Regions from separate parts of the Homo sapiens genome. Here region 2 is linked to region 1. Evidence: chromatin contacts called from ENCODE Hi-C or POLR2A ChIA-PET data. All regions are on one chromosome and are shown on one strand. Each heading gives the region's core, a stretch centred on a gene start or an enhancer-like site at or near the end of the contact. The rest is flanking DNA. Distances are from core to core; before and after follow the strand shown. Region 1 has its middle 76 kb from the start of CDC25A. Region 2 has its middle 37 kb from the start of CDC25A.

Region 1 (4,257 bases), core at 762-3,261:
TGGTCAGGCCACAGACTGGTTTTTTTGTTTGTTTGTTTGTTTGTTTGTTTGTTTGGAGATGGAGTCTCGCTCTGTCGCCCAGGCTAGAGTGCAGTGGCTCAATCTCAGCTCACTGCAAGCTCTGCCTCCTGGGTTCATGCCATTCTCCTTCCTCAGCCTCCCGAGTAGCTGGGACTACAGGCGCCCACCACAATGCCCGGCTAATTTTTTGTATTTTTTTAGTAGAGACAGGGTTTCACCGTGTTAACCAGGGTGATCTCGATCTCCTGACCTCGTGATCCGCCCACCTCGGCCTCCCAAAGTGCTGGGATTACAGGCGTGAGCCACCGCGTCCGGCCTACAGACTGGTTTTATACATTTTAGGGAGACAGAAGACATCAATCAATACATGTAAGATGTACATTGGTTTGGTCTGGAAAGGCAGGACATCTTCAAGTGGCGGGTGTTTCCAAGTCTAGGTCATAAATGGACTTCAAAGAGTCTCTGATTTGCCATTGGTTAAAAGAGTTTGAGAGTTTATCTAAAGACCAGAAATCAATAGAAGGGAGTCTCCATGTTAAGCTAAGGAGTTGTGGGGCTGGGTGTGGTGGCTCACGCCTGTAATCCCGGCACTTTGGGAGGCCGAAGTGGGTGGATCACGAGGTCAGGAGTTCAAGACCAGCCTAGCCAACATGGTGAAACCCTGTCTTTACTAAAAATACAAAAAATTAGCTGGGCATGGTGGCACGTGCCTGTAGCCCCAGCTACTCAGGAGGCTGAGGCACGAGAATAGCTTGAATTTGGGAGGAAGGGGTTCCAGTGAGCTGAGATCGCGCCACTGCACTCCAGCCTGGGCAACAGAGCGAGGCTCTGTCTAAAAAAAAAAAAAAACAAAAAACACACACAGAGGGAACTTCATCATCATGTTACATAAAACTGGCCTGTTTTGGAATTTGGCTATTATCTCTCATTCTTCTGATTTCTCAGAAGGTCAGGTAAACAGCTTGGTTTCTTAACATATAATTTTAGCATGAGTAATTCTATTTTAGTTTTTTCCTTTTTTTTTTTTTTGAGACAGAGTCTCACTTTTGTTGCCCAGGATGGAGTGCAGTGGCGCAGTGTCGGCTCACTGCAACCTCCACCTCCCGGGTTCAAGCAATTCTCCTGTCTCAGCTTCCCGAGTAGCTGGGACTACAGGTGTCCGCCACCATGCCCGGCTAACCTCAGGTGATCCGCCAGCCTCAGCCTCCCAAAGTGATGGGATTACAGACGTTAGCCACCTTGCCCGGCCCATTTTAGTTTTTAGTCTGGTCTTTTGGGGCCTAGTGCAGGAGCTTTGTCCGAAACAATGGCTAACGTAGTGTTTTTATTAGCATCTGAAAGACTCGTGAGGGGAATCTGAGACAGTACATTTGATAAGGCTTCCCGAATTGTCTTTCCCTTTTGCAGCAATATAGTTATTTTAGGGGGCTGGGGTTCCCATTAAAGGGTTCTTGGCAATATTAAGTGAGTGAATATGTCATTTATCCTAAAGCCAGTCCCATATGGCTTGCATATGAAGTATATCAGCTGCTTCATCTGAGTGTTCTATTTGGCATTTGTAGGTGGAGCCAGGCAGTCCCCCTTTGCAGGGTAAACAGACCTTACCATGGCTTTTATCCAGTCCATCAGGCTGGCTGTTCCCTTGGGAATAACCTCCTATGTGTCTGTGTGTCGTAGAGCTATCTGTGATTGTTCCATAGTGAGCTGTGGGTCCTGTATCAACCCAAACATGCTCTTTCACTCTGCAGCACTTCAAACCAAAGATACTGCTCCTAAATTTGTTGCTCTCAAAATCCATTTTAGTAAAGCCTCCTCAGGAGCCTGATGATACCAATCTGCAAAATGAAACGCTTCCTTCATACTATCCCTCTAGTTTTCACAGTATCTTGGTTTTGCTGCTTCCCCGCATTGACTGCCTTTTTGGTAACCACAGGTCTTAGAGGTACTTTCTGTTGTCTCTCTATAATTTTTCCCTTCTGGGGGAGGCTTTGTGGCTTGTGGCCAAAGCTCAGACTAACTGAAAGCTAAACTTAGTCTAGCATCAAGATTGACCCAGAACTCCCTTTTACTTTCATTTTTAGCTATTATATATAACAGTAAACAAGGAATTGAAATTTTGTGTTTTTTTCTTATTAGTTTGCATTTCTTTTTTGTTGTTTTGAGACATGGTCTCATTCTGTCACCCAGGCTGGAGTGCAGTGGTGCAATCTAGGCTCACTTCAATCTCCACCTCCCAGGCTTAAGTGATCCTCCCACCTTAGCCTCCCAAGTAGCTGGGACTACAGGCCCGCACCACCATGCCCAGCTAATTTTTGTATTTTTGTTGTTGTTGTTGTCATTGTTTTGAGACAGAGTTTTGCTCTTGTTGCCCAGGCTGGAGTGCAATGGTGCAATCTCGGCTCACCGCAACCTCCACCTCCTGGGTTCAAGCGATTCTCCTGCCTCAGCCTCCTGAGTACCTGGGATTACAGGCGCATGCCACTACGCCTGGCTAACTTTGTATTTTTAGTAGGGTTGGGGTTTCTCCATGTTGGTCAGGCTAGTCTCAAACTCCTGGCCTCAGGTGATCTGCCTGCTGAAGCCTCCCAAAGTGCTGGGATTACAGGCATGAGCCATCGTGCCCGACCTAATTTTTGTATTTTTATTAGAGACAGGGTTTCACCATGTCACCCAGGCTGGTGTTGAGGAAATCCTGACCTCAAGTGATTCTCCCGCCTCGGCCTCCCAAAGTGCTGGGATTACAGGCGTGAGTCACTGCACCCAGCCTAGTTTGCATTTCTTTATCCATTTGGTAAACCTACTCCCTGGGAGTTGGATCCATCTCTAAATTTTATTGGTAACTTTTACCTTTTGTAACTGATTGTAGCACAGCTGATACTTCGTACCATGGGGGACCACACGGCCACCCAGGAATCAAAAGTTCCTCACCTCCCACCCTTTATCCTTTTTCTTCCCAAACTACATGTTTCCATGAGCAGGGCTGGTGTAGTAAATCCCACTTCTGACACCAAACATGACATTATAGGTGGAGGAACAAAAAAAAACAACCAAGTGATTTTTCCTATTCTCTTACTCAGCAGTCAACAATACTTCTGTGACCAGTGTACGGGAGTTTTTCCCCCCACACCAAGCAAGTAGTCCTTCAGCTGTGGACACCAGCTATATGTCCTCCAATTCAGTTTAATTCTGGCACTATCTACCCAGAGATAGAGTCAGATCCCATATGTTGAAGGTTTAGTATCCTGAATAGCTGGGATTATAGGCATGCACCACCACGCCTGGCTATTTTTCATATTTTCAGTAGAGATGGGGTTTCACCATGTTGACCAGGCTGGTCTCGAACTCCTGACCTCAGGTGATCTACCCTCCTTGGCCTCCCAAAGTGTTGGGATTACAGGCGTGAGCCACTGCACCCAGCCTAATTTTTTTTGTATTTATTTTTTTTGTAGAGAGATGGTCTCGTCATGTTGCCCAGGCTGGTCTTGAATGTCTGGGCTCTAGTGATCTGCCCATCTCTGCCTCTCAAAGCGCTAGGATTACAGGTGTGAGCCACTGTGCCTGGCCTCATTTGGATTTTTAATGGAGACTTCATTACATAGGCATGGTTGATTAAATAATTAACCATTGGTGATCGACTTAACTGTCAGCCTCTCTCCTCTCCCAGGAGGTTGGGGAGTGGTGCTGAAAAGTTACAACCCTCTAATCTGCCTTGGTCTTCGCTGTTACTAGCCCCCATCCTGAAGCTACCTAGGGGCTGCCAGCCACCAGGCAACTTAATAGTGTACAAAAGATACCACTCTGAATTCCAATAATTTTAGGAGTTGTATGCCAGAAAAGTGGGATAAAGACCAAATACAGTTTTACTTAGCTTAACAAGAGGGATGTGTTCTAAGAAATGCATCACTAAGTGATTTCATCATTGTGCGAACACCATAGAGTGTACTTACACATACCTAGATGATACAGCCTACTAAATACCTAGAATACCCAGGGTACAGGATGTAGCCTGTTGCTCCTACACCACAAACCTGTACAGCGTGTTACTGCACTGAATACTATAGGCAATTGTAACACCTGGTAAATATTTATGTATCTAAACATATCTAAACATAGAAAAGGTACAGTAAAAATATAGTATTATAATCTTTTTTTTTTTTTGAGACTGAGTCTCGCTCTATTCCAGGCTGGAGTGCAGTGGCACAATCTCAGCTCACTGCAACCTCCACCTCCTGGGTT
Region 2 (4,202 bases), core at 370-2,869, 39 kb before region 1:
ACACCCAGCTAATTTTTAAATTTTTAGTAGAGATGGGGGTTTCACCATCTTGGTCAGGCTGGTCTCGAACTCCTGACCTCGTGATCCACCCACCTCGGCCTCCCAAAGTGCTGGGATTACAGGCATGAGCTACTGTGACCCACCAGGTAAAATTAGTAACTCAGTGTTAAGTTTCCTGAATTTGATAATTATACTGCAGTTATGTATGAGAACATCCTTGTTCTAAGGAAATAATACACTGAAATATTACAGGTTAAGTGTGTGTGTGTGTGTGTGTGTAAGAGAGAGAAGTAGACAGAGTCAAAGGGAAGAAAGCAAATGCAGCAAAATTTGAAAACGTTAAAATGTATGACTCTTGGCAAAGGGCATAAGGGAATTCTTTGTACTATTCTTGCAACTTTTCTGTAAGCTTTAAATTATTTCAAAAGAAAACATTTTAAAAGGGGGCTGGGCCGGGTGCAGTGGCTCATGCCTGTAATCCCAGCACTTTGGGAGGCCAGCGTGGGTGGATCACTTGAGGCCACGAGTTTGAGACCAGCCTGGGCAACATAGAAAGACGTCTTCTCTATAAAAATAAAAATTGAAATAAGTAAATTAAATAAAAAAGAGGGGCTGTCATGCTGAGCTCCTATGTGGACGGGGGGATCTGGGCAGTGACTGTCCCGATGCCTGAGTGGTCAAGTGTTGAATGTGAGGAGTGCTCCAGAGAAATATCCAGGCTGGTGACAGCAAGTTGTCACACGTATCCAAGTGGCAGTTCTACCAATGTAGAAGACAGGGAAGCAGAGAGAGAGGTTAGAGGCAGGATGCCAGGAAGCCAGGCAGGGAGGGGTAGGGAGCAGCCACAAGGAGGTCTCAGTGATAGGGTTAAGCTCGGCTGCCTGTGGTGGGACATATGTCACTGGTGACCTTGGGACACAAAGCCTGCCCACGCTAGGGTAGGGTAGGGGAAGGACAGGGAGGCGAGGCAGAAACAGCAGCAGGGGAAGACTGGGTGGCATTGGGCATGGCATTGGGCGTGCTCAGCCTCTGTGTGACTGTGACCTGGCAGCTGGGATGGGGGTGGATTACCTAGATGATTCTAAGACCTTAAGATCTTGGTCATTCTGATTTCTAAGCAATGACTCCTGGAAGTTGTGCAAAGCCCAGTCCAGAGTTCCTGCTTGCACGCTCCCAGAACAGAGGAGGCAGAGTCCCTTCCAGTGCTGGCCAGAGCAGGACAGCTCTTCCGCAGGCAAAGTCAAATCCGCACCTCCATACTGTGGCTACTTTGTATATGTTGATTCATTTTCCATTTATGTTTTCTGTTTAGTTTTTCAATATGGATGTCTTTCTTCAATATGAAGTATTTCAGACATACCCACTGTCTGGGAGTACCCACCGTCAAGGGTAAATAAAAACTTCCACCGATAGGCTTTCTTTGCCCTCTTGTTTCACTCTGCTGCCAGGCTGCCACGGGGCTTGGGGCTGTGACCACTGCAATGGCCATAGGAAGACATCAGGTGGCAGTGGTGCCCCAGGTTTGTCTCCTCAGGTATCTCGGCCTTCTAGCTCCTCTCCTCCAGAGCCAGTCAGTAACTGGGAGGAGCTGGGGGCTCTCCAGGAGCTTCCCACCCCTTCCCCTGCCCTGGCTTCCAGCTGCATTTAATGGCACTTTGCCTGCTCTGAGTACAGGAAAAGCTGTGGCTGTTCCTTGTCCAAGCCGCAGTTCCCAATGGCCTAGTTCAAGCATGTGTTTCATGCACCACAGTGCAAGGGCTCCCAAAGGGGAAAAAAGGGAAGAGGGCTGGTTTGGATTATTAGCATTTTGTATTTTTAATAAATGCATCAATGTGGTCATCATGGAAAAATGTCCGATCTTTGTGGGGTTTATTTACACTTCCTTCCTAGTTTACTTTGGGTGACGCAGGGTGGATCATAGGCCTTAACCTTCTAAAGCACAGCCTCTTTCCCCTGGCGGCTTCCTAGACTCTGATGAAGAAATAAGGCCTACTTTCTGATTCCGGTCTGCCCCTGACCAGTGGTGTGACACTGAGCAGAACACTTCACTTCTCTGGACCAGAGGTCTCAAGTATAAAGGATGAGCTTGGGCAACCTCCCCATCCTCCCCCAAGGACTCCTCACTATTCCTGTTCTTTGGGACCTCCTTACCTTTGCTGACACCTGCAGGGAATGCCTTTCTTTTTCCACAGAACTCTTTTTTCTTTTTTGGAGACAGAGTCTCACTCTTGTTGCCCAGGCTGGAGTGCAGTAGCAGGATCTCGGCTCACCACAACCTCCGCCTCCCAGGTTCAAGCGATGCTCCTGCCTCAGCCTCCTGAGTAGCTGGGATTATAGGCACCTGCCACCACTCCTGGCTAATTTTTGTATTTTTCGTAGAGACAGGGGTTTCACCATGTTGTCCAGGCTGGTCTCAAACTCCTGACCTCAGGTGATCCGCCTGCCTCAGCCTCCCAAAGTGCTGGGATTACAGGCATGAGCCACTGCTCCCAGCCTTCCACAGACTTATTCTTTTTAGGAGGGTTGGGGATGGGGAATAGGGTTTCGCTCTGAGTAGCTGGGACTATAGATGCACACCATCACACCCAGCTAATGTTTTTTTAAAATTTTTTTTGTAGAGACAAAGATCTCCCTATGTTGCCCAGACAGGTCTCAATCTCCTGGCCTCAAGTGATCCTCCCACCTCAGCCTCCCAAAGTGCCGAGATTATAGGAATGAGCCAATGCATCTGCCCTCTGATTCATTCTTGTAAACATAAATAATATAATTGTCCGGCTGGGTGCAGTGGCTCACACCTGTAATCCCGGCACTTTGGGAGGCCTAGGTGAATGGATCGCTTGAGCTCAGGAGTTCAAGACCAGCCTAGGCAACATGGCGAAAACCTGTCTCTACAAAAAAATACAAAAAATTAGCCAGGTGTGGTGGTGTGTGCCTGTAGTCCCAGTTACTCCAGAGGCTGAGGTGAGAGGATTGCTTGAGTCTGGGAGGTGGAGGTGGCAGAGAGCCGAGATTGTGCCACTGTACTACAACCTGGGTGACAGAGTGAGACCCAGTCTCGAAAATAAAAATAAAAATAAAAATAAATAAATAGGCCGGGTGCGGTGGCTCATGCCTATAATCCCAGCACTTGGGAGACCTGAGGTCAGGAGTTCGACACCAGCCTGGCCAACATAGCGAAACCCTGTCACCACTAAAAATACAAAAATTTAGCAGGGCATGCTGGCAGGTGCCTATAATCCCAGCTACTTGGGAGGCTGAGAAGGAGAATCACTTGACCCAGGAGGCGGAGGTTGCAGTGAGCGGAGTTCGCACCACGGCACTCCAGCCTAGGCAACAGAGCAAGACTCCATCTCAAAAATAAAAATAAAAATAGACCGGACGTGGTGGCTCATGCCTGTAATCCTAGCACTTTAGGAGGCCGAGGTGGGCGGATCGCCTGAGGTCAGGAGTTCGAGACCAGCCTCGCCAACATGGCAAAACCCTGTCTCCACTAAAAATACAAAAATTTAGCCAGGCGTGATGGCAGGCGCCTGTAATCCCAGCTACTCGGGAGGCTGAGGTAGGAGAATTGCTTGAACCTGGGAGGGGCAGGTTGCAGTGAGCTGAGATTGCGCCATTGCACTCCAGCCTGGGCGACAAGAGCAACACTTTGTCTCAAAAAACAAAACAAAACAAAAAAAGCCTGGCCAACACAACGAAACCCTTTCTCTACTAAAAATACAAAAACTAGCCAGGCGTGGTGGCAGGGGCCTGTAATCCCAGCTACTTGGAAGGCTGAGGCAGGAGAATCACTTGAACCTGGGAAGCAGAGGTTGCAGTGAGCTGAGATCGCGCCACTGCACTCCAGCTTGGGCGACAGAGTGAGATTCCGTATGGAAAAAAGGAATGTAAAACTCGATGGGATAAACTACAGTTTAGAATTAGATCCAACTGGGCCAGGCACGGTGGCTCACACCTGTAATCCTAGCACTTTGGGAGGCCGAGACGGGCGGATCACCTGAGGTCGGGAGTTTGAGACCAACCTGACCAACATGGAGAATCCCTGTCTCTACTAAAAATACAAAAATTAGCCGGGTTTGGTGGCACGTGCCTGTAATCCCAGCTACTCAGGAGGCTGAGGCAGGAGAATTGCTTGAACCTGGGAGGCAGAGGTTGTGGTGAGCCAAGATCACACCACTGCACTCCAGCCTGGGCAACAGGAG

What was found. Hi-C counts contacts between places; a loop is a spot of excess contacts on that map. ChIA-PET counts read pairs that join two places held with the same protein, here RNA polymerase II (POLR2A). Pooled maps may share reads with other maps.
Region 2: a loop to region 1 is called in a pooled map, with 6 times the contacts of the local background. The contact joins two enhancer-like sites. A Hi-C loop is called at or near these places in 6 of 37 single-sample maps with no recorded cell type and 8 of 50 pooled maps. POLR2A ChIA-PET finds 5 or more read pairs at or near these places in 8 of 52 experiments (A673, HEK293, K562 and 5 more).

Annotation. Positions count from the first base shown.
Region 1 is chr3:48,110,390-48,114,646 of GRCh38, reverse strand. No RefSeq gene overlaps it. Among named protein-coding and RNA genes, the nearest start is that of CDC25A, 76 kb to the left of the region's middle. RefSeq lists enhancers at 253-752, 753-1,254. Within about 2 kb of position 2,011, at least 4 of the 41 ENCODE cell types and tissues checked have a DNase peak (open chromatin) inside an H3K27ac peak, as active enhancers do.
Region 2 is chr3:48,148,993-48,153,194 of GRCh38, reverse strand. No RefSeq gene overlaps it. Among named protein-coding and RNA genes, the nearest start is that of CDC25A, 37 kb to the left of the region's middle. Within about 2 kb of position 1,619, at least 21 of the 41 ENCODE cell types and tissues checked have a DNase peak (open chromatin) inside an H3K27ac peak, as active enhancers do.